Regions from separate parts of the Mus musculus genome. Here regions 1 and 3 are each linked to region 2. The links are chromatin loops, found by intact Hi-C in ENCODE. Cell type or tissue: left cerebral cortex. All regions are shown on one strand.

The links. Hi-C counts contacts between places; a loop is a spot of excess contacts. Peaks named below come from ENCODE experiments on the same cell type or tissue, not always from the same donor. Only the 100,000 strongest peaks of a DNase experiment are listed, where the experiment ranks them.
Region 1: it touches region 2 in a loop (2.9-fold over the local background); 17 of 42 quality-filtered maps call a loop at or near these places.
Region 3: a loop joins it to region 2, with 7 times the contacts of the local background. A loop is called at or near these places in 2 of 42 quality-filtered maps.

Annotation. Positions count from the first base shown.
Region 1 is chr17:74,807,967-74,815,966 of GRCm38, reverse strand. The region is part of intron 13 of Ttc27 (tetratricopeptide repeat domain 27); the gene reads right to left. Among named protein-coding and RNA genes, the nearest start is that of Ttc27, 94 kb to the right of the region's middle. In left cerebral cortex, a CTCF peak has its summit at 4,937 (motif pointing left); a DNase peak (open chromatin) is centred at 4,920.
Region 2 is chr17:75,540,340-75,548,339 of GRCm38, reverse strand. Fam98a (family with sequence similarity 98, member A) reads left to right here. Exons shown (of 8, transcript NM_133747.2): 2 at 581-729; 3 at 3,458-3,592; 4 at 6,960-7,144. Among named protein-coding and RNA genes, the nearest start is that of Fam98a, 7.6 kb to the left of the region's middle. In left cerebral cortex, no CTCF peak of the experiment used is centred here; a DNase peak (open chromatin) is centred at 4,663.
Region 3 is chr17:74,669,816-74,677,815 of GRCm38, reverse strand. It overlaps Birc6 (baculoviral IAP repeat-containing 6), which reads right to left. Exons shown (of 73, transcript NM_007566.3): 64 at 7,434-7,602; 65 at 437-650. Among named protein-coding and RNA genes, the nearest start is that of Ttc27, 44 kb to the left of the region's middle. In left cerebral cortex, a CTCF peak has its summit at 4,366 (motif pointing left); DNase peaks (open chromatin) are centred at 4,371, 5,230 and 7,622.

The sequences.
Region 1 (8,000 bases), 730 kb after region 2:
ATTGTTGCAAAAAAAAAAAAAAAAAAAAAAAGAAAAGAAATACAAAGAATTCTGCCATGCTGGGGGGGGGGGGAGAGGGTTAAGGGGGTGGCCAGCAGGGTGTGGTGGTACAAATTTCTTCAGAATAAATACAAAGAGGAGATTCACTTAGTTATAAAATTAGCCAACAACAAAAAAAAATGACCACAGAAGGTACAGATCAGTAGGAACCAATTACAAACTCAGAACAATTTTCAAAAATTTTTGGGAGATATTTACTGGCTGAGACCTACAATTTGATTAAGTACTCATAAAATTGGCAAGAGCTTGATGTAACTTAGAGAAGAATTATTAACAAATATTCAAAAAGCAAACATATATAGTTTATAAAAAGAACTAATTGGATTCTTCCACATATTGTAAAGAGAACATCAATTCCAGAAGCAGCAATATTCTATGTAGATGCGAACCAGATGGGGATGGCAGGTTATAAGTCACACAAAATAAGCAAAGTGACCAAAAGTCTATATACCTCAGTTCAAAAATCAAAACTGTATTCAATTCTTACAGTATGATTAGATTATCCTGAATCTCTTAATATAATTACTATTTCTTTATATTCAGAAAGAGTTGTTTGGCATATAGACTGCTGAATTTCTCATACCGAAGTTAATTCAGAATTAACTTTGCTATTTACACAATTGCAACAGGCCATCAGAAGTAGAAACTATCAATTATATATTACTCATATTCAGTCTCATACAGGCTTGCTAGGTCTATTAGCTCACAGAAATGAGGAAATTGATGAATTACTAATAGAAAATATGTTAGAAGCCTCAAAATTTCATGAAAAACATTAACAGTAAAGATTTAAAGAAAAAAAACTTCTATCACTTGGCAACAAAGCCACAGAAATAAAAAATGTCCTATATGTTCTCTATACAACCAAACTTCAGAACCACCTTACAGTAACCCTAGTGGTACCAAAAGAAATTATCTTTTTCATTTTGCAGAATTTGGAAAACAAAGGTATATACGCCATACCACTGATAGGTGCTCAGGGTTTCAATGGGCAGCTGCTTTAAGAGCTGAAAAGGCTGCTTGTGTAATTACACACTTATTAGAAATAATGGCAATTATGGGGATACCTGCGCAAATTAAGACCAATAACGCTCATGAATATGTTTCCAATAAGATAAAGCAATTCTGTGCATATTACAATATAAAACATATTTCTGGTATGTATACTACACAATCAATCCTATAGGAAAAGCAGTTGTAGAAAGAGTCAATCGTAATTTAAAAGAGATGCTTATTAAACAAAAAGGAAGAGTAAAAACCCGCAGGGACAGACTAGATAATGCTTTGTTAACCCTAAATTTTCTTAATGTTGGTGGAAAAGGAACAGCTGAGAGACACTGGGTTATCAATATAACTGAGGAAGTAAGCCAACCCAATATACTATAAGTTGACATTAAAATGGAAGCCTGCAATAGTTTTAAGTTGAGGATATAGTTATGTTTATGTATCTACAAGGACTGAAAAAATATGAATACCAACAAAACTTATAAAGAGACTGGAGAGACAACACAGAGACTGGACAAAATAAAAAAATACAGCTAGCTTTCCCAGGATTTGGCCAATATCCAAAATTTCACAGGGTACCAAAAAGATATCCTTACTTCCAGACAAGTAATTTTAAGAACATGACTCCCCTATTACCAAAAGATAGGATGGATGTTTTTGGTTGTTTGACATGTAATGGTTGTTTATCATCTAGAGTGGTTGGCTGATACTGGTTATGGTCCGGGAGGAAACAAAACAATGTTTAAATCAGAGATCTTTCTCTTCTATCTAAAAATGGAGAAAAGGAGGGGAAATGGGGACTAACAATAAATAAATAAATAAATAACCAATTAGCCTACTAGTCTTAAATATTTTACTTTGGCATAGGTGTATAATGATAGAAATTTAAGATTGTTTTGTTCGACTATTGTCTAATAATAGAAATTTAAGGTCGTTTTGTTTCATTATTGTATTTCGATGGAAATTTAAGGTTGCTCTGAATATTTAATGATAAAATTTTAAGGTTGTTTTGCTTGACTTCTGTTTGATATGTTGTATACAAGCACCTTATCTAAAATATGGTATAAAGTTCTAGTTTTATGGTTCTCATAATTATTTCTATTGCATGTAGGTTGTTAATGACAGAGAAAAAGACAACTCTTATTAAAAAAAAACAGAATGGGGGATATGAAGTGAAAATTTCCGGTTTCTTTAACAACTCTGTTGTGTACTCTGTTGTGTCACATGCTTTTTGGAAGGTGTCTTTGTAAGAGGGTGTCTTAGTCAGGGTTTCTATTCTTGCACAAACATCATGACCAAGAAGCAAGTTGGGGAGGAAAGGGTTTATTTGGCTTACACTTCCATGCTGCTGTTCATCACCAAAGAAGTCAGGACTGGAACTCAAGCAGGTCAGGAAGCAGGAGCTGATGCAGAGGCCATGGAGGGATGTTCTTATTGGCTTGCCTCCCCTGGCTTGCTCAGCCTGCTCTCTTATAGAACCCAAAACTACCAGCCCAGAGTTGGCACCACCCACAAGGGGCTTTTTCCCCTTGATCACTAATTGAAAAAATGCCTTACAGTTGGATCTTACAGAGGCATTTCCTTAACTGAAGCTCCTTTCTCTGTGATAACTCCAGCTGTGTCAAGTTGACACAAAACTAGCCAGTACAGAGGGCATGTGATGCTTTGCTGAAAACAGACCCTTGAGAGGATGTGTGATGTCTAGAAAGAAGATAAATGGAAGGCCATAAACTGAGAGGATGCTCTTGCACTCTTCTTCACTAGTCCTCACTTCATAGAATTACATCAAAGGAATTCTCAGGGTGTTCCAGCTCATTCTGGCTGCTTGCCTTGCTGTTTCTGTTAAATCAAGTTGCCACTACTGATCTGTATTTGGTGTTTGTTATTGAACTGGACTGCTGGTATCCTGACAACAAAGAGTGGAACTGCTCCCAAGGAACTACTTCAAACAGGTCCACAACCCCCTTTTCCTCTTAATCACCTTTCTCCCCTACCTCTGATCAGTGGGCTAGAAGGGAGGTTGGAGCATTTAAGAATCCTAAATAAAGTAGATTTTGAAAATATCTAAGCCTACAGACCACCCCTCAGGAAGGCAGGATTACCCCCAGGAAGGCAAGCTCATCTTAAACCATGCTATAGAAACAGTAGAATAATGAGCCCTTTGATGACGTATTCTCCTCCAGCCTCGAGTACAGTCAAGAGCCTCAGTGACTCTGTGAGCGTGCCCACTTTTCTGAGTACAAATGTACAGCTTTTCTTTTCCCTTTTTTTTCTCTTTAAGGTGCTGGCCAGAACCTAAATATGCCTTTTCTAGTACATTGGGCTTCCTTACTCTTTCTCTCTCTAAACAACATCTCCAAGCCCCTATGTGTCACCATGTGTCTCACCTCCACACCAGCTTAACTCAAAGGACAGGGTATTCCTTATCTCTCCAGTCTCCTCCTCCAGACAGCTGTTGGGATTTACAGCTTGCCTGCTCTGCGAATTTTTTTGAATACTAATAAAATTATACATAATTTTCCATTAAAGTCTATTCTAAAATTACCTTATTAATGGAACTAAGAACCCAAAATTTCTGTTAACAATAGTATATACTAATTTTGCCTAGCCACATCTCATTCCAACCTTTCATATACTATAATCATTCCTGTTCCCTCTTTCTAGTCACCTTAACAAGCATCTACTAAGTATGCCAGGCCCTGACACTACGAGCTTTCCATTTACAACTTCATGTATTCCTCACAGAAACTCTGCTAGGTAATGAATGTCACCCTCATTAAGGAAATGCTGAACATAGGAGGTGTTCAACCACATCAGTGTTACTCCAAGCCTCACCCTCCCCACCGCACCACACTGCCTCTCAATATACCATCCTACCCGCACATGAGCTATGGTTTATGACAATACACCTGTCTTAGTTAGGGCTTTACTACTGTGAGCAGACACCATGACCAAGGCAACTCTTATAAAGGCAGGATTTAATGGAGGCTGCTTACAGGTTCAGAGCTTCAGTCCATTATCATCAAGGCAGGAGCACTGCAGCATGCATGCAGGCACAGTGCAGGTGTCTACATCTTCAACTTCAGGTCACTAGGAGAATACTAGCTTCTAGGCAGCTAGGACTCGGGTATTAAAGCCCACACCACCCACAGTGACACACCTACTCCAAGAAGGCCACACCTCCTAATAATGTCACTTCCTAGCCCAAACATACAAATCATCACACCACCCCAGTCACCAGTACCGAAAGACGGGGGGAAATAATGCAGTAACATGTACCTTCAGAACACAAATGAGTCCTTCCCCAAAGGCTGCCTTGTCAGGCCATGCACAGACAGAGAAGCAGCAACAGAGGGGTGGGCATGTTCAGATGGAGGGGAGCATCAAAAGGGTCTTGCCAAAAATGGAAACAAGCACTTGGCAGAAAGGCTCTGTTGAGATTTCTATAGAGCTCACACATCTAGAGCAAGCCAGGAGGCCATTGCTATTGCTGGCCATGACCTATGGAAGCCAGAGTCCACTGTATGGGAGTCAATGCAAAAAACAAAAGCAAAACAACTGTTTATTTTAAATAATGTGATGCCTGTATTTAAATAATGATTGCTTAAATATTTTAAATAACTTAAAACAAAAAACAAAAACAAAACCACAAGTGGCTGGAATATGGCCCCCTAGCATCAGAGAGAGTATAACAGAAGTGAGCAGACGATGGCTGACTCAGGAGACTCTGAGCACCTGCGTGGCTTCAGCTGTAATACGCAACCTCAGAGACTCAGTTCCTGGATGTTAAGGGGGGGGGGGTGTTAAACCAGGCTATAATTCCAAGGCTCTGGGACTCCCCAGAAGTGATAGGGTTCTGAGGTACACTGGTGCCATCTAGTGGTGGGATAAATACATTGGTCATACAAGACAGTATTTGGAATCAGCAGATTTGAAGAGATATAAAGGGAGTCTATTCAATTAGAGGCCTTAGAAATCAATTCAAAAGAGGCCAAGAGAAAAACATGGTCTATAGAGGAAGTTTACTCAAAGCTTCATGATTACTAGTTTCTGGAGTGCAGTGTTGGGTAGTGAGGAGAGCAATTACAGCACTTTATAAACTTCAACACCAAAAATAGAAATTAGCCATCTAAGGCCACTAGAGAATGAGTAAAATTACTTTTATGACTAAAAAGATAACTTTACAGCACGAAGGAAACAGACAGAAATACCACTTGCTTGGATATCACAATTTCCTTTTGTTTTGTTTTGTTTTGTTTTCAAGACAGAGTTTCTCTGTGTAGTCCCGGCTGTCCTGGAACTCACTCTGTAGACCAGGCTGACCTTGAACTCAGAGATCTGCCTGCCTCTGCCTCCCAAGTGCTGGGATTAAAGGCGTGCACCACCACTGCCTCGCCAGTTTTCTGACTTGCTACCCAGAGTTCCTTCTTCCTAAGGGACTGGGGGGCTTGGGGGTGGGAATGGGGCGCTGTCCACATGAATAAACAAGTTCACAATTTCTGCTATGTCCCTTCGGGACCAACTGGTTGGCGTCTGTCTGTCACATGAACTAAAGGTTAACATAATCTAGCCCTAAAGGCACGCCCCGTTCTCTATCCTGTGCCTTCTTCCCTACCTCAGTCTCATGGCACAAATGAAAACAAGCTGTTGAATATAGTTCAACAAACAGGAAATACCCTTAGGCCAAATCCAAGATCACTGCCACCTCTGTTTGGTAGTGGCTTTCCCCAAGACATGCTCCATGCTCTTAAGTCGTGCATCACCATACTTGCACTCTAATATTCCCCTCACTGAAGGAGAACACTCTTTAACCTGTCAGTTTTACTGTCTCCCTAAGGGGATAGTTTCCTTAATTTTCCTTTTACTGTTGTAAAAGAATTCTACTATTGGTTGTTTAATGCTGTTTCTTGTTTGGATGTTTACAGCTATTCTGTTATTTGCCTCTTCTTTCCAGAAAACTTACACCACGTAAGTCATCTGCTCCCGAGACCTTCCCAGAAGGTTTATCTCCCTGTTGGCTACAGATAACGGGCAAGAGTGATTTCTCTCATCACCTTGCAGAGCAACAGGCGGGAGAGACAGTTGCACGTTTGCTGCAGAGAGCTGACTGCACCAGAACTGAGCTAGCCCATACGTATGCTGGCTCTGCTTTTCCGAGCAGTGGAGTGATTGCAGACTCGGCTTTCCACCTTATGCAGGCACAGAACAGACCGGCCTGTGCCATGCCTCTGGGGTTCCTAGGTCTCAGAACCAAGCAGGCATCAGGCAGGGTTTCCACCTTCCCCACTCTATCACGGCCCAGACGCTACCACAGGGTTCTTGGCAGCTGTAAAATTAAGCCTTAGGAGTTTCTTTCTTTTTTTTCCCTTCCTTCCTTTCTTTTTTTTTTCCTTCCTTCCTTTCTTTTTTTTATTGCTAGCCAATATGAGAAAGAAAGAAAAAGACTCTTTTTTTTCTGTACATATTATTCACATATGTCCATCCTGTCTGCTCTTTGAAAAGGGAACACCAACCTCCTTGAATTTTCTACCACAAGTAATAACTTTACGACAGAAATTATTGGGTCACATTTCAAATGTAGATACTTTATCCTTTCAAAAACTAAAATGAGTCAGGCATAGTGTCACATGCCATAAACCCAGTGTTAGGGAGGCTGAAGCAGAAAAATGACAAGCTCAAAGCCAACCTAGCCTACACAGTAAGATCCTGCCTCAAAACAAAAACCACTAAAAGGACAGGCAACATTTGCCCTGTACATAAGGGTGAGTATGGCCCAGGCCTTGGGATGAACCATGATTCAAAGGTCTGACTCACAGGGAGAGCTCAGGAGATTCACTGGGCACCCTGTGCCAGACAGCTCCAATCTTACAACTTTATTCTGCTTCTTCCAATAGCCCAGTGACTCTTTGTTGACGGGAAACAACGTCTACGCTAACAGCTGAAGGTATTCAGGACGCTCTAGACTTGGCCTTGGCCAATATGGCACTGTGTCCTCCACAATCTCCTACAGAGGTCAAACCGAGAAGTTAAGAGCTCTGAAGCTAGGGCAAATGTCCAGGCTGAATATCAACTCCTGTCTTCATCAACTACAGCGGCTGGTACAAACTGACACTTCTAATTCTTCATCTATAAAGTTAGTAAAAACATTAAGGATCTTGGTGATTGTGCCGCTGGCTAAGAGTATCTACAGAGTGCTTAAAAGTCAGTACCTGAAGCCTGGTCATATGTAAAACTCCTTGCTGTGTTACTATTAGGATAGAATAGAATAAAGTCAGAACTCTACAGTCACCAAGAATCTTTGCTTTCTAAATGACTGGTGTTTGCACATGCAGAATATATTATTCCCAGAAGACATGCCCCCAGTTTCACTTCTGTGAATCTAACCCTTCTTTAAGTGCTCAGTGAAAATCACTTCTCCATCAGGCCTTTCCTGACCATCCATTGTTGCTTCATTCGCCTCTAGGCAGCAAAAGCACACTGCCCATTTATTCTACCACTGCTCACAGGGGACTCACACCTCTCCTCTCCCCACTGACACACAAAAAACAAAGGATTGCAAGCCTGCATCTTAACAAGCTTTTGCATCTCTCAATACTGCTAAAGGAATCCACGTTACATCCTAGCTTAGATCATCAGTGCTTTAAAAAGCTCCAGTCTCAGGAAAGCATTAGTCCCGTTGACTGCCCCCTACCACTCAGCACTGCCACTGGCTTCCCTTCACCTTTGTCCACCAGTGTTTCACTTCTGCCTGCAATAAAACAAGGCCGTCTAGTATCTCTTTACTTAGCTGTCTATTCTCGGTTCAGCACTGCATTTGACCACCATCTCCCTAGGAAGCAGGTTACTGATAGTAATCTGCTGTCTCACCGCACCCACTCTTCAGTCCTCAGAGTCTGTTTTTGATCGTCACCAGCAGGCTTCAAGCCAGGGACCAG
Region 2 (8,000 bases):
TTTGTTTGTTTGTTTGTTTTGAAGGGGACACTTGTTTTAAGACAGTGTCTCCTGTGTCTTAGGCTGGCTCTGAACTCTGCGTAGCCAAAAATGTCCTTGAGCGATTGATTGATCTCAGGCCTCCACCTATCCAAAGCTAAGATTACCAGCATATGCCACTCTGCTCAATTTATAGTCTTGGGATCTAAACCATGTGTGTGAGGCGAGCATTCTCCCACCTGAGCTGCATCCCCAGCCCTCGTGTGTTCCGAAGGCTTGAGTTGCAGCGATCATTTGATTGGTTCCTTTGTTGTTTTGTTTTTAAGGACCTCACTATGTGGAAGTCACTGTGGCTCCGGGCAAAGGTTCTTCTCTGTTTCCCCAGGGCTGAGATAACAGGCCTGTTCCATCATGCCCAGCTTGACTTTTTCTTCATTTAAAATACTTTTAAAAAAATGTTTATGTCTATGAGTATTTGCCTGTATGTGCATATATGTGCCACATGCATGTGGTTTCTTTACATAAGCAACGCATAGATGTGTCTTACTTGCAACACACCGCACGTTGATTTCCCTCTGAAATTTACTTTCTTCCTCACCAGTTACAAGGGCCCATTGTTGGACGATGGTGCACTGTTGCAGGCAGTCTCCGCTGGAGCCGCTTCCCCGGAGTTTACCAAACTCTGCGCTTGGCTGGTGTCTGAATTAAGAGTCCTTTGTAAACTAGAAGAAAATGTGCAGGCAACTAACAGTGAGTAAATTTTCACTTTTTAAAATGAAATTGGGGCATTGTGAACTAAACATTATTAAAATTAAAGCTAACATTTTAAGTTTTGTAACTGGAAAGAAACATGTCAAACCCTGTGTTCCCCATCGCACATGCAGACGCGCACACACAGTGATTTTGATGATGTTGTTTTCAAGGATAAAGTAATTCTAAATATAAGGCTCCAACAATAAAATATATACAGAGGCTGAAAAGATCTTTGTACTGAGACAGAGAAAAATACAGAGTACACATATGAAATATATGTGCTTGCCATATTTGTTTGTTTGTCTGTTTTAAACAGGGTTCACCATATAGCATAGATTGGCCTTGAACTCATGATCTTTCGGCCACAGCCTGCTGAGTGTTGGGATTATAGGCAAGACCCACATTGTCTGTATTTTGTGAAACTTGAATTGTGACATCCTGGATTGGTGGCTACTAGAATTTCGGATGTTCTTCTTTTAGTTCTACCAGATTCCAGAACTCTGTACAGTATGTAGTGTGTGTGCATTGTCATTCTACTGTGCTTGGGAAGAGAGGGGACACTCCATTAGGCCACTGTCATATCATTGTAACCAGGTGCAGCAGCCCAGATGATAGTGTTGAGAGTATCTGTTTTCTTGTTTTTCTTGATTGCCTGGTTTCTTGACCTTTACCACTAGTTTGTTGACTCTGAATGAGCTTGGAATCTGACACTGTACCTTCTGCTTCTTCCTGTCATAGGTAGAGCTCTAATGGATAGGAAGTAAGAATGTCTGACTGTTAGTGTACCCCTCGGACAGTGTAATCCCATTTTGAAGAGCTCATTCTCGCTTGCTGGTATACATTTATTTCTTGGTATGTTTGCGGCACAAGGAATTATTGTATTTACTCAGACATGTCTGTCAGTGCAGGCTGGTTTGAGGAAATTTGCATCAGCCTGCTAAGTGCTGGACTTTCTACACCTGGCCTGTTAGTATATTTAATATGTGCAGGTTGGTTGTATCCTAGGTTAGCCTATGTCTGACCAATTCAATTAACAAGATCTAGTGTCATAATAATAATGATAGCATATGTTATATTTATTATCCCTTGTGTTCAAAGCAGTAGGTACTGGTTAACTCATTTAGACCTCAGGGCAGTTCTATGAGTTAGATTTTATTACTCTTATGCAGTCAGTGACAAAAGCCCAAAGAAGTTAGGTGCATTGCCTCGGGTCATGTAATTTAGGCTTCAACCACACAGCATCAGGAGAAATTGGGACCAGTGCTTTTAACCAGTTTGGCAGTCTGCCACTAACTGTGACTGATTTGTAGAAACCTTGTAAATACTGTATGGGATACCGTTTTTAACTGGAATCATATAGAACACGGTAAGAGTGGTTATTGCTTGTATAGAGGGAGGGCAGGGTTAGCACGGCTCTTCCTCACTAGCTGTCAGGAAGAGCCTTGTGGCTCTCTGGGATGCTTTGATCACTCTCAAGATGCCCTTTTCCTCGCTTGCCTCCTCATCTCCCAGCTGCCTTTAATGGAGCTCTGTGGAGCTTTAGGGTTGACGAGTCACAATTTGATAAATACATGATGAGAAAATGGACTTAGGACATGAAAATGACTCTAAGGCTTATTCATTTCTCTCCATCTGCAATACTGAGAAGAGAACAATCAGAATACTGACGATGACACCCATCCCTTCATTTACCCATTAAACGTCAAAAATATTTTTATATATAATTTATTTTTATTTTGTATACATTGGTGATTTGACTACATGTATGTCTGAATGAGGGTATTGGATCCCCTAAAACAGAGTTACAGATGGTTGTAAGCTGCCATGTGGGTGCTGGGAATTGAACCCAGGCCCTCTGGAAGACTAATAACTGCTGAACCATCTCTCCAATCCCTCAAGCATTTTTTTATTTTATTTTTTTGCATGTTATTGAAATAAAGAGCTGTAAGTCATGTTTGCTGCCTTCTGGTTTCAGTTACCTGAGAATATGAAATACAAGTGAAAAAACTGGTGATTGCTACAGTAATTGAACTCTTGCTTTTGTGGTTCACAGGAGGAAGAAATCAATGAGTGCAAGAGTATTAGGGAGGTCTCGTGGAGAAGCCCGCGGGGCTTTGATGGATGAGAGAGATTCACTAGTAGAGAAGGGCACAGTCACAGTCATAGCTTAAATAAAGGCTCAAAAGTAACAAACGAGTCAGGCTTTTCTGAGACACTTTGGAGCGCGGCGAGGCCTAGTAGAGCCAGTGTTTGTGGAAGAGGCTCATAGATGGCTGTGACTGAATGTACTGGAAAAGACAGACTTGAACAGTTGGGAGGAGTCTTTGAAAGCAGGTAGGAAAAAACCGGCTGAGGTATAAAGTTAGAGCCATTAAAAATTCTCAGGCAGGGCTGGTGAAGTGTGGCTGAAGAGGAAAAGCAGTTGGCATGCAGCCCTGGTGACCTGAGTTTGGTCCCTGCAACCCACCATCAAAGTGGAAGGAGGAGGGATGCAACTCCACTGTCTTTCTGACCTCTGTGCTCTGTTCTACACAGGCATCATACACACAAAATAAAATGATAACTTAATTGTCAAGTAAGAGACTAGCCTACTGCACACTCTAAAACGTTTTTATTACAGTGGTGTGAGAAAGGATGAACTAGCAAGAAGAGCCTGGGCAGGAAAAGCCTAGTGGGAACTCCATTTTGTGACTAATGCTGTCAAAATTATTTTAATCCCCCCAAGGTCCAAGCGAAGCTGAAGAGTTCCAGCTTGAGGTGAGTGGGCTACTTGGGGAGATGAACTGCCCGTATCCTTCTCTGACATCCGGGGATGTAACCAAGCGCCTTCTTGTTGAGAAGAACTGCCTCCTTTTGCTCAGTAAGTTCATGGCTACTAGAATGTACTGCTCTGTCTGTTTTACATAAGTGATATGTGGGTGGTTGTTGTTCTTGTTGTTGCTCTTGTTGTACCTCGCTTCCTTGTGACTTTAGTTCAAATACTATCCATTTAGAAGAAGAGCTAGCTACATTTCCAGCTAGGAGCTGGTGGAGGGATGCACGCCAGTGGTGCTTTGATCTGAACTGACCTCTCTCTCCCTGGCCTCTGCTTTGGCGCTCCTCCAGCTGCTGTGCCTCTCCTGTTGTGACCAGTGGGGCTGCTGGAGTGTCATGCCGGTGTGTCACCCTGTACTTGTGTTCTAGATGGAAAGCACACAAGTAATCAGTGGCAAGCCTGGAGAGATAAGACAGTGGGTTTTAGGCAGGAAGCGGTGCTTGCACGGTGGCATCGGAAAGGGGTTTTTGTTTACTGTTGTTTCTTTGGATTGGTAAATGCTTTTGTTTCTAAATACACATGATCAACACTTAAGTGGTTCCTCTACCACCGATCATTGTGGAACATCGTTTGTTTGTTTGTTTTTTGTTTGTTTGTTTTAATGAAAAGTTCTTTCCACGTTTTTTAAAAAGATAACTGTCTCTTTTCCTGAAATACAGTTAGTAGACTCGAAATTGTATTGCCTTGCACAAGCTTCCCAGTATGCTTAAGCAATAATCTTAACTTAATCTGTAGTGCTCTGAAATTAAGCTAGATTCAGCTTTGGTTAATTGAATGTCCATGACAAGCGTAGTCCAGAAAGGTTGGTTGTTTGTTTGGTTGTGCAGTCTGAAAATACTAAAACCACAGTATTGAAGGTTTTATGTTGTTTTGGGTTTTTTGTTTTTGTTTTGTTTTGTTTTGAAAAAAAATGTGTTATAGCTATTATGCTTAGGCGCTAAAAATTACTACAGTTACTTAATGTCCCCTTTGTCTAGTATTTGTTGCTGGGGCAGTGTGTGCACGAAGGTCAGGACTTGGTGTAGACACTAATGTTTATGTCTAGCTTCTGGATATTTTTCGGTCTCCTTCAGATTGTGACTGGCCCAGCAGCAGCAGAGCCAACTGACTCTTCTCTGCAGTGTCGCTTATCCTGCTCGGTTGTGCTTGTCACTTACGTTATCTACGTAGGAAGATAACCACTCTGCAAGATGCTTGCAGTGACTCTAGATGGCTGAGTCTTCGTAGAACTCAGCCTTTTTTTCTACTGACACTTAAGAAAGCCACATTGACTGTAAATCTTTATAAAGTGCTTTTAACTCCTTGTTAATTCTTAAGCAGACTATACTAACTATTTGGAATCAGGATCATAACTACAAACTTTATTTTTATGAGTTGATACCTAAAGACCTTATCAAGAGTATACAATGACATGTTCCTCCTGTAAATAAGTGAAGCGTGAAGCAGCTAAAGGTTACTCACCTTTTACATCCTTCACAAGACACACTGGTCCCTTTCCTTGTCCTTGTCACTGCAGCCTGCTTTCCCCAACGCAGCTCTCAGTGTGTAACCTCTTTCATTGAAGCATTTCATACATGCGCTCATTGGTGCTCTGTGTGACTACTTCTGTCATGCCAAGTGTCATTTTTGTCACATCTTGATGCTAGGATTTTCTTCCAGCACCCTGCCACACTAATACGAATTGTTTAGCACAGTACACTGTACTTAAGAGGAAATAAATGATCCTCATTTGAAGTACCAGAATAGGATAATAATCTTTAAGTGTAGGGACTTTGGGCTGTTTACTGGCCTTGTATGGTTCTCAGTTTATACGCACAGCTAAGTTAAGTCAAGCTTGAGTTCCTAATAGATGAAAAGGGGGATATTTTGATTCTTAAGTAGATTGTCAATAAAGATCATCTTTGGTTTTGGGGGTTTTTATAGTATTTCTAACGCCTTTCTAGTGCTTTGAATGTGTCAGTTGCCTTAAAGTTTGTTCATGTAATGGTATTAGTTTCAGGAATGACTGAACTATCTCATCCCAAATTTAGACAACCAGTGTATTAAATCATGTTATATGATTTTCTAGAACAAGGGTTGGCAAACTTTATTAAAAGGCCAGACACTAAGTAGTCCTGGCTGAGCATTCTATGAGGTCTCAGTGGCAACTCCCCACCTCCTGTGTCTCTGCAGGAACACAGTCATGGACGTATGAGAGCAAGTGTGTCAGGACACTGGTAAAAACATGTTTACAACACTAGTTGCTTTCATAACCAGAGTTTTGCTTTTTCGTTGTCTTAATTCCCAAGTATAGCTTACTACCAAGATTTATTAAAGCCACATGGAGTGGCCTCTGCAGAAATTAGCTGTATTTATTACTTTAGAACAGGAATTGATGGCTTCACAGAAATGACTTAGGAAAATCTTGACTTCCCCTTGGCTTCCACCTGAGGACAGGAAATTTGGCGATTCTGGTAGGATAGAAAGACCTAGAAAACCTCCCAAAAGAGCAGAAGCAGGCTTTGCTGAATGCTCGGAAATCCTCCGGTTTAGATGGAAGTGTCTTTGGGACAGTTACAGGAATGTCATTTACTAGGTTAGGCTTCTGCTGAATTTCATGAGATGTGGCCCTCATGTATAAACATTCAACACTAAGGGAATACTGACAGAAAGTGACTTAAGAGCCCAAGGGATGGCTCCAGGGTAAAGGCTCTTCCCACCAAGACTGACTATCAAGTTCAAAACTGCCAACCCCATAGGTAAGAGAACCATGCAAGCTGTCCTCTGAACTCCATATACGTGCTGCGGTGTGCACACATGAAAAAAATACCAAAAAGCAGAAATGATTTGAAAGTTTTGTTGTTATGGTGGGGAAGAAGGTGAGGAATGTGGAGAGGAAGGGCATGTGGGGAAAGACCAATGACAGAGACCCCCAACAGGTGAGTAAGACCCCTGGAGAAATGAGAGAAGAGCCTTAGAAAGTCCAACACCTTCACACTTAGGATGGTCCTGACCACTTCTAGACTGACTGATTATGAGAGGGGGCAGGCAGTTTTGTCATTGTGCTCACATGTGGTTCAAAGTGAAAATTGGCCCTTTGTCACCTTGTGCAAAATTTTAACAGATGCCAACCCTGTTCAGGAGGTAGCATGATCAAATGCAAGAATCTAGATCTTTAGGTGTGACCCACCTTGAGCTTCAGTTTCAAAATATTGCCAAATTTTAATTAACCTGTAAAGAGTTTGTGAATACCTGAGTTGCATAATCAGTGTAATGTTATGTTGTCAGCTGGTAACAATGGTTTTCATTGCTTGTTCTGTCCATTCTTGCAGCTTTAAAAGTTACATATCATTAGGTCTATAGAGTTGTGACTCCAGACTTATGGCTATTAACTATAGTATCTTATTTTGAAATCTTATTTTGTTTACTTCAGCATACCTCATCTCAGAACTAGAAGCTGCCAGAATGCTCTGTGTGAATGCTCCTCCAAAAAAAGCTCAAGAAGGAGGCGGTAGTGAGGTCTTTCAAGAGTTGAAAGGCATATGTATTGCTCTAGGAATGTCCAAACCTCCAGCCAATATAACTATGTTCCAATTCTTCAGCGGGATTGAGAAAAAAGTAAGACCTTTAGTACCGATTGTAGCGTATTAAAGGCATAGTCCTACATTTGCTTGAAATGAAACATTAAGTTTATTTCTCTTAATGGGAACCTAGTTTACATATTAATAAGGAATGTTAATAAATGAGTTTGGGGTTTTAAATCCTAGATACCTTAAAGAGAAATGAATATTTTAGTGGGCTTTTGGTTTTGTTATTTTTAAACACTGACATGTTTCTTTTTCAAAAATGAAACTTTATACTTTGGTTTAAAAGCTGAAGTAAGCTAGATATAATGTAAAAATAACTAAGATTCTTACGTCCTTTATAAAATGACTGAACTTTGAGATGATCTTTATAGCTTTTGTCATTATTTCTATGTTTCCCCCTACTGACTGGACAGAAAAGGACATTAATAAGTCCTGTTTTCTAATCCAGTTGCTTTGGGTTTGTATATTCCAACTAGCAAACTCAATTTGCTGGCTCCTAACATAATTTAGTGTGTGAAAATAGAATCACTTTTATGGCACACATTATCAACAGAATACTGATTTATATATATATATATATACATATATGTATATATTAAATTATTAGGAACAAGCCATTTTAATTTAAAAATGGATGAGTAAAAGAAAATGGTATTTGTTATATAAAGTTATTTCCTGTCTGCATATCTGCCGGACTCACTCACCGTGGGGTGAACACTGTGGGGCACAACAGTGGATCTGTAGTTCGTAGTCTCTGTGTTCATTCATCCATTCAGCTAGTGCTCATTTAGTGCCCACTGGTGTCAGGCCCTGTTGAGGGCCAGTGAAGGATCCGTGCTTCTCAGTCACGGAGGAGTGGGCCAAGCCAGTGTCTTATCTCATGGGTC
Region 3 (8,000 bases), 870 kb after region 2:
ATACTGGACACTAGGATTTTACCCGAATAGGTTTCTATAACATTCACAACTGTATTGGCAAAGTAAAACCCAGCATCTTTAATATGGAATTAGGAACAAGAGCAGTGTCATTAGACTGTGTTTACTGGCACTTAAAGGTGTCTCTGACATCATGCTGAGGGAGATGAACATTCTTTGGATAATGGCTATACCGTGGTGCACTTAGTAATCCGTGTTACCTATACCTATAATATCAGTCTAGGGGATGTCTAATAAGCTTTGTGATAAAGGTGCATAGGTATAAGATACAAACAATACATTTCCTTTATGCTGATATATTGCCTGTGTGTACTAGTATGCTTGTGTGTCAATGAAGAAGAAAAGCTAAAAACTATCAGCAGAACGATTTTTAAAATGCTTAAAGGCAAGGTGAAGAGGAACAAACACGGTGCTGTACCTTAGGCGGTTGGTGTAGGTATCGACACAGGTCTTCATTTTAGCTAATAATGTACCAACAGAAGTTTGACATTCTGACTGTTCATCTTCCTCTTCTTCACCATTCTCTGTAGAAAGAGGCAACAACAGCGGCACCATAGATGTGCAAGAAGCAATGGCGCGGAGCAACTCTAGCAGAGCACGATAGAGTGGCACATGTCTTGCCATGTCCAGAACTACACGAGAAAAAGGGAGAAAGCATAAGTAAGAACACATGCCATATAAACAGCATCAACACCAATACTGTACTGACCTGATCGCTGGTGACCAGACCAGCACACTTATGACACACCATTGCAGGAAAATTAGAAAGATACAGAGTAGGGGGACAGATGTGTACTAATTACTATCTCCTTATATTATATACAAACGATAAAGTACACACTATGGGTACAGCATGCGGACAATTGCATCGTTTAAGTTGAAACAATGAAGTAATCTCATAGTATGTATATAACAATCACAAGACTACAACTTATTAAAAGTCTTTCAATAAATGAATATTCTAGTTAGCATGAAAACATACTATATTTTTAATTAATATCTACAAGCCACATGATTTTTTTTTCTTAAAATGCAAAGTACTAAAAAATAGACTTCTATTAGTTGTTAAATTTAGTGGCCCATTCCAGCTGGAATTCACTTCTTTGCCTCACGTGAGGTAACCTTTCTAACACCAATTACTGAATAGCCATCCCAAGAAGTGGTGCTAGTTGACCTAAGAACAGCAGTTATAAAAACACAATGTTCCTAACCTCACGATTCTACATGAAGACAAATCATTCACAATACTTTGAGACACTGGCAAGCATTCTAACTTTTATACAGAAAAGTCAAACACAACATGAAACTGAAGGAATAGAAATTAGATGGGGAACTGTTCCATGCCTACACAGGGCATGGACATGGGAGGATGAGGTATCATCATCTAGAATCCTGGCCTTTCTACAGCAATGACTACAGGGAAAAAGGGCTGGACCGTGTCAGTCTGACAGGATGATACTTAGTTCTGATGGAAAGTTAATTTCTGCATCAGGGAAGCCTGGGCGACTGGAGAGGACTCAGTGGATAAAGGTGTTTGCTGATAACACAAGCTTGATGACCTGAGTCTGATCACAAAACTGATACAAATGTGGCAGAATCTACTCCATAAAGCTATTTATCCTCTGACTGCCACACACATATTATGGTACGACTGTACACCGGGAGAGGGAGAGGGAGGGAGGGAGAGAGAGAGAGAGAGTGGGACAGACAGAGAGACAGACAGAGAGAGAGAAAAAAAAAAACACACACACGAACATAAATAAAATGAATGGACAGTGAGGTGTAATGGTATAGACCAGCCCTGCAGATGAAGGCAGGAGGCCTGGATGTTCACAGTCATCCTCAAGCTACATGGTGAGCTCCAGGTCAGCTAGGTTACAGGGGACACCGCTGCTTTCAGGAGGGAAAAGGGCCATCATTTTACACCCTCCAGTGATGAGAAGTAAAAAAGTTGGATTGTCACTCTTTGCTTATCTGAAAATTTGTCCTCTATCCCAAATGTGTTCAATGCCCCCTTGTTTTTGAAATCTGAGCCTGTATTTGGAAAACAGAATTAACAGTGGATGTGGATGTGAATGCTGGGGACAAAAGGCTTATGCAGAAATGGGCGTGGGAGAATGGGAAGAGAAAGGAATATATAATGGATTAATAAATACTAACGATGGATAAAAAAGGCCTTATGGAAACACACTACTTTGTAAGCTAGTTTTAAAAATACAACAACAACTACAACAACAACAACATCGAGTTTAAAAGGGGGAGTTTGAACATAGTACCCTACATAGATGAACAATGCTTCACCCCCAGAAGATAAAAATTATTAAATGAAAACCCAGTGCCAGGTTTATAATACATCTTTACAAGTTGCTGGTTAGAGAGCCCCCAAAGCCCCCAAAACAACAAAGGCTATTTTCTTGGTTGACCATCATAGCTAGTGCTGAAGACACAACAAAATTTAGTTGTAGGTATGACATAATTAAAATCAATATGAAACTGGTCTGAAAAAGGTTTCCCAGATGGCTAGCTTTCAGAGTGCCAAAAGGCACTATGAAGTTTATTGGAGAGAAAAGCAGTAGTCCCTGACCTTCCAGACAAGATATGCCTATGGGTACAATAGTAGAATAATGATTTAACCAACGAGTTTTTTTTTGTTTTGTTTTGTTTTGTTTTGTTTTTAAGATTTATTTATTTATTATATGTAAGTACACTGTAGCTGTCTTCAAACGCACCAGAAGAGGACATCAGATCTCATTACGGATGGTTGTGAGCCACCATGTGGTTGCTGGGATTTGAACTCAGGACCTTCGGAAGAGCAGTCAGTGCTCTTACCCGCTGAGCCATCTCGCCAGCCCAACCAACGAGTTTTTAACTGGACTGGAGGACTGCTCCACAGGGGAAAATTTGTGGTAGGAGCTGTAAAGTTGGTCAAATCTAGGACTGGGGGATGAAGGGGACCTGCTACTGTTATTTTGCTAACTAAATATATTATCAAACTATCTTTAAAAGAACTTTGTTTATATCCATAGATTAGTGAGCGCCACTCTCAAATCTTGGTCAGAGTGCTGAGAATAAGGACTGTTCTAAATGGGACATCTTCATTGACTCGCCTGAGCTTCAGAGAACATCATGAAAGAGACAGAAGAAGGAAGGTAAGCAGCAGAGATGGAGAAGAGCTATAGGAGCTACTCTCTTGAGATAATGTAGTCACACAGTTACAGTTACCTGCACAAGACAGTCACTCAACATTCCAGCACTTACGTGGGAGGAGCTGATGAGACCTCACCCCTGCTGAAGAGATACTGGCAATTTACTGCCTGCTGGGGAGAGGAATTCATTTTTCTTTGGGTGTGTAAATTCTATTTTTCTTATATTTTCTATCCAAGCTCATAACTCTACTCTTGTCAGGATAAAGGAATCCCCCAAAGTGGAAAAAGTCTTGAAAGAAACTAACCAGTTCTCTTGGCAAACGTAATAATCATAACAAACAAAAGCATACTAAGACATGACAAAACAATGAAGAAATGTGATAACTATATACAACAGACTATCCTAGATTGGATACCAAGATAAAAATCAGACATGAAATAAAACGAGGATGTATCCAGTGAGCTAACGCTAAGTTGTTCCTGTTGCTCACTGGGCATAGCAATGACAGATGCAGCACTCCTGGGAAGATGGTCGGCAATACTGAACGGCCTGCAAGAGCTCACAACTATTCTAGGAATCTAACCTTGCTGTAAAGTTAAAGACAACAAACCCCATTACAGGAAAATCTAGCTCTTATCACAACTTAATTCCCCAAATGTCCTACTATACTTCATTGCCTCTGATATGCATGTGTAACAGGGTTAGAAAGGATGGTTACACATTCTGCTGTCCCAGAATGAAGGACGCTAAGGCAGAAGGAACATGAGTGTCAGAGTAAATGGCCTACAGAGTGCGAGCCTAGTAAAAAATATTTTAAAATCTTAACAGAAGAGCAGCCTCACAAATGGATGCCGTTCATTTCAAGACAGATTTTCACATCCTTTTAGTCTATACTCTGTGTTTCCTGGGGGAGACCTCCTTTGCAGTTTCCTGAGCACAAACACAAATAACTTAGTATAACCTCAATTTCTCTTTTGACTCTAAAAGACTTTGAAACTAGCACTAAAAGGTAAAGGCTTTCTAACACTTTAAGGGTTGTTAGCATGGCCACTATGTGAATACTGAGTAGTATAATGTGCCATACAACTTACTATATTATTTGTTGGAGGAGGGGGATACAACAAAGAATTGTTTTGTAAATGTGAGTAAACCTAAGTAAAGTTCTTAAACATTCCTGAAGGTGACACAGTACCTCCACCTGGTGGCAAATGTGGTAACTACAGGCTTATTAAATGTTACCTGATGGTTAAAATGATGATTCTGACCAATAAAGATTTTTTGACATTGTACAATGTGTAGGATAACATGAACACATTCTCCACACAAGATTCTTCTATCTACCTAGAACATTTCTAGCATAAATAACCACTTTTTCTCTCCAGTGGAATTTCTATCATTCCTTTTTATTAGGATATGTTACTATTTACTATGCTCAGTATTGTAATTCAACAAGGACATACAACATGTGGTAATGAAACCAGATGATTCAGGTAAATCTCAGTGAGTTCAGTGCCAGCCTGGGCTACAGAGCTACTTCTAGGACAGCCAGGCAGGCAGGAATGAGCGTGCACACACACACACACACACACACTGTCTAGAAAAAGCAAAACAAACAAACAAACAAAAATCCCCAAACCAAAACAAAAGAAAAAAAAAAGATAATTAGCCAGTCTTTCTCTTTCAAACGAATGCATGTATCGGGGAAAGAGCACACTTGGAGGTTAGAGAGCAGTCAGCTTCTTCTTCCACTCTGGCCTTCTTCCGGTGCGGTAGCATGTGTCTTTACCAATGAACCAGCTCAGGGGCTGAGTAATTAGCATTTGCTATCCTCACAAATGTATCACGTATACATGATGAGATCCTTCCAATTTTTCTGTTTAGTTTGAAATTCAAAATTTAATTGCTGCAAACTAGGCTGGCTTAGTGTTATGAAACATTGCAACTCTCCCAGACCAAATATGGGTGCCAGGCATCATCGGAGGCCAGAAGGTGTTGATTACTCCTGGGTATGGAGCAATCAACAGCTTTGAGTAGCTGTAAGGGTGCTGGAGAGCAAACTGGGGTCTCCTGAAAACGCAAATAGTGCTTCTACACGCAGAGCACTCAACACTTTGAACAAATGAAGGAGAACATGCTGTGTTTGTTTTCATGTTCCTAGCTTATTTAAGTTGAAAGTGACCTGCAGTTTTCCCCATATGCAAATAAAAGGATTTTTACACTTTATGGTTGAAGCAAATGCCACTTTAAAAAAATCTTAGATGATAAAGCTGTATCTTGGCTATTATAAATAGTGCATGCACTCGCACACTCGCGCCCGCACACACACACAGACACACACACATCTTATCCTTTTACTTCCATTAGATGTGCATACACACACCCAATAGTGAAATTTCTAGATCATGTACTAATTCTTTATAATTTTTTTTTTTTGAGACAGGGTTTCTCTGTATAGCCCTTGCTGTCCTGGAACTCACTCTGTAGACCAGGCTGGCCTGGAACTCAGAAATCCACCTGCCTCTGCCTCCCAAATGCTGGGATTAAAGGTGTGCGCCACCATACCCAGCTCCTTATAAATTTTTTTAAAATTTAGATTTATTTTGTGTGTATGAATGTTTTGTATGTTTGTACATATGGGTACCACATACATCCCTCGTACCTATGGAAGACCAAAGAAAGTGTCAGATATCCTAGAATTAAAGTTACAGGTGGCTGAGAGTCACTACATGGGTGCTGGGAACTGAATGTGAGTGCTTTAAGAGCAACAAAACTGCTTTTAACTGCAGAACCATCTTTCCATCCCCTTCATATATAAGAAGCCTACAGAACGACTCTACATCAAATTAAGAGTCTATGCATAGCAAAAGAAACTACCAAATAGCCAAGGGGTAGGTTACAAAGAGACTTTTGTAAACCCTTTGAGTCTTACAATACTTAAACTCAATAACTAACATAATCCATGTAATCCAAGAACAAAAGATCTGAACACAAGTTTCTTAAAAGATAGAAAAGGGCCAGTAAGTATATTTAAAACTCAGTATCAAAACAAACCATATTCTCAACAGGAATAACTAACTTCGGGACTGCCGATCACTAAGGAAATGAGCTCCAATCTCACCTCAGCGGGATCAGCGAAATATGGTGTCTTGTGTTTGGAATCTGTTGGAATGTCCAGAAACAAACATGTTTCCACTTATATATAAAAGAAATACATTTTCCTTTCAGGTCTATAAAAAGGACCAAATTATTGGAGAGATCTAGTAGGAGAGCAATTCATTAAACAGTCTAGATAAAGAAGGTGAATTGTTCAGAATTTATGTGAACAAAACTGAATCTGCATAAATCTCCATGTTTCTAAAAGCATTTACTAATCTTAAATTTCCTAAATAAAAGTTAGAATCTAAAACTAATACTACTATAGCTAACTATAGCATACATAAAAGAACATACATGCATATATTTATAATTATACACGCATGCACACACACACACAAAAGAATAGCATATTCATCATTATACCACAAGTGAAAAGAACCAAGAGAGAGAATACAACACCAAATTTAACAGTGGCTACCTCTAACAAGAGGATCTCAGCTCTCCTGATAAAAGGTTAATTAATACTAAGAATATATAAAGAACTGATAAACACCAAAAAAGTCAAAAAAGACAAACGAACTGAACTATATAGACTTTAAAACAGGAGGCCTAAATAGCCAACATAACACAATTTTCATAATGATTAGCTATCAAGGAAGTACAAACCCAAACTACCCTGAAATAGATTCAAAAGGCCCCAAAGGGAGAAGGCGTCATGGATACAGCACTGAAGACCTGAGCTGTAGTGGAGCTTCCACGGTGAAAAGAACTGAACCGTGACCTGACTTCCACGGGTGTGTCTTGGCAAGCATGTCCATTTGTGTACACACACACACACACATTTTTAAAGTAGAGGAAAAAGGACAAGGAGGCAGATAAGTAACTACTTGGGAAGAACTGAGAGCAATGTGAGAGAGACAGGGATGAGACAAGGAAGGTGTGACTAATATAAAAGCCCATTATATTCACTTATGCCACATTATATTCATGTACATTACAAAATAACCCTACATCAGTTGCACGTTGATAAGGCTGTCTATGGTAACTTTAATTTCAAAAACTTTATACCCTTCTTAGGCAGTATCACGGCCTTACTTTTTCAATAATGGACTTTCAAGTTAGAGTCGTGTCTGAGGTTACGCAGCCGTGCAGCGCCTGCACCCCTGACTCACCGGAGTCGTTGCGCAGGTAGGAGGACATGGCTGGGATGAGGCAGGACTGACTGAGGAGCTCCAGAAGCACCGAGGGCAGAGCACTGCTGTTCTGGGCGCGGCTCTCGGGAGACGCCTGGGCTTCCCCATTGACAGCACCACTCATGGGGTTTATGTAACTCGCAAGGACCTGCATTGCAGACAAGAAATTGGAGTTCAGCTTTATACACTTCAGTGATGTGTTTCATAACTAGACACTTGATCTCAGCACACTCAAGAGCATCTGGTTTTTACTTAGCCAATGTTGACACTCTTTCTGATTGTGTACTTTTCATTTTGGAGATAGCTTTTCCACATAAGGCCCTGACAAACCTCAAGGTTGGGTTTCTCGACTGAGAGGGTGGCCTTGGATTTTTATCCCTCAACTTTGTGTGCTGGGATTATAGGCCTGAGATATCAAACACGGCTAAAAAAGGACATTTCCACTTAACTTTTCAGAAGGGAAGGGACTGTTTGCTGAGGGTTGCTTACACAGGACAATAGCTCTCTATGTAACTGAAAGAGGAGCGCCCTGAGGACAGAGCAGCA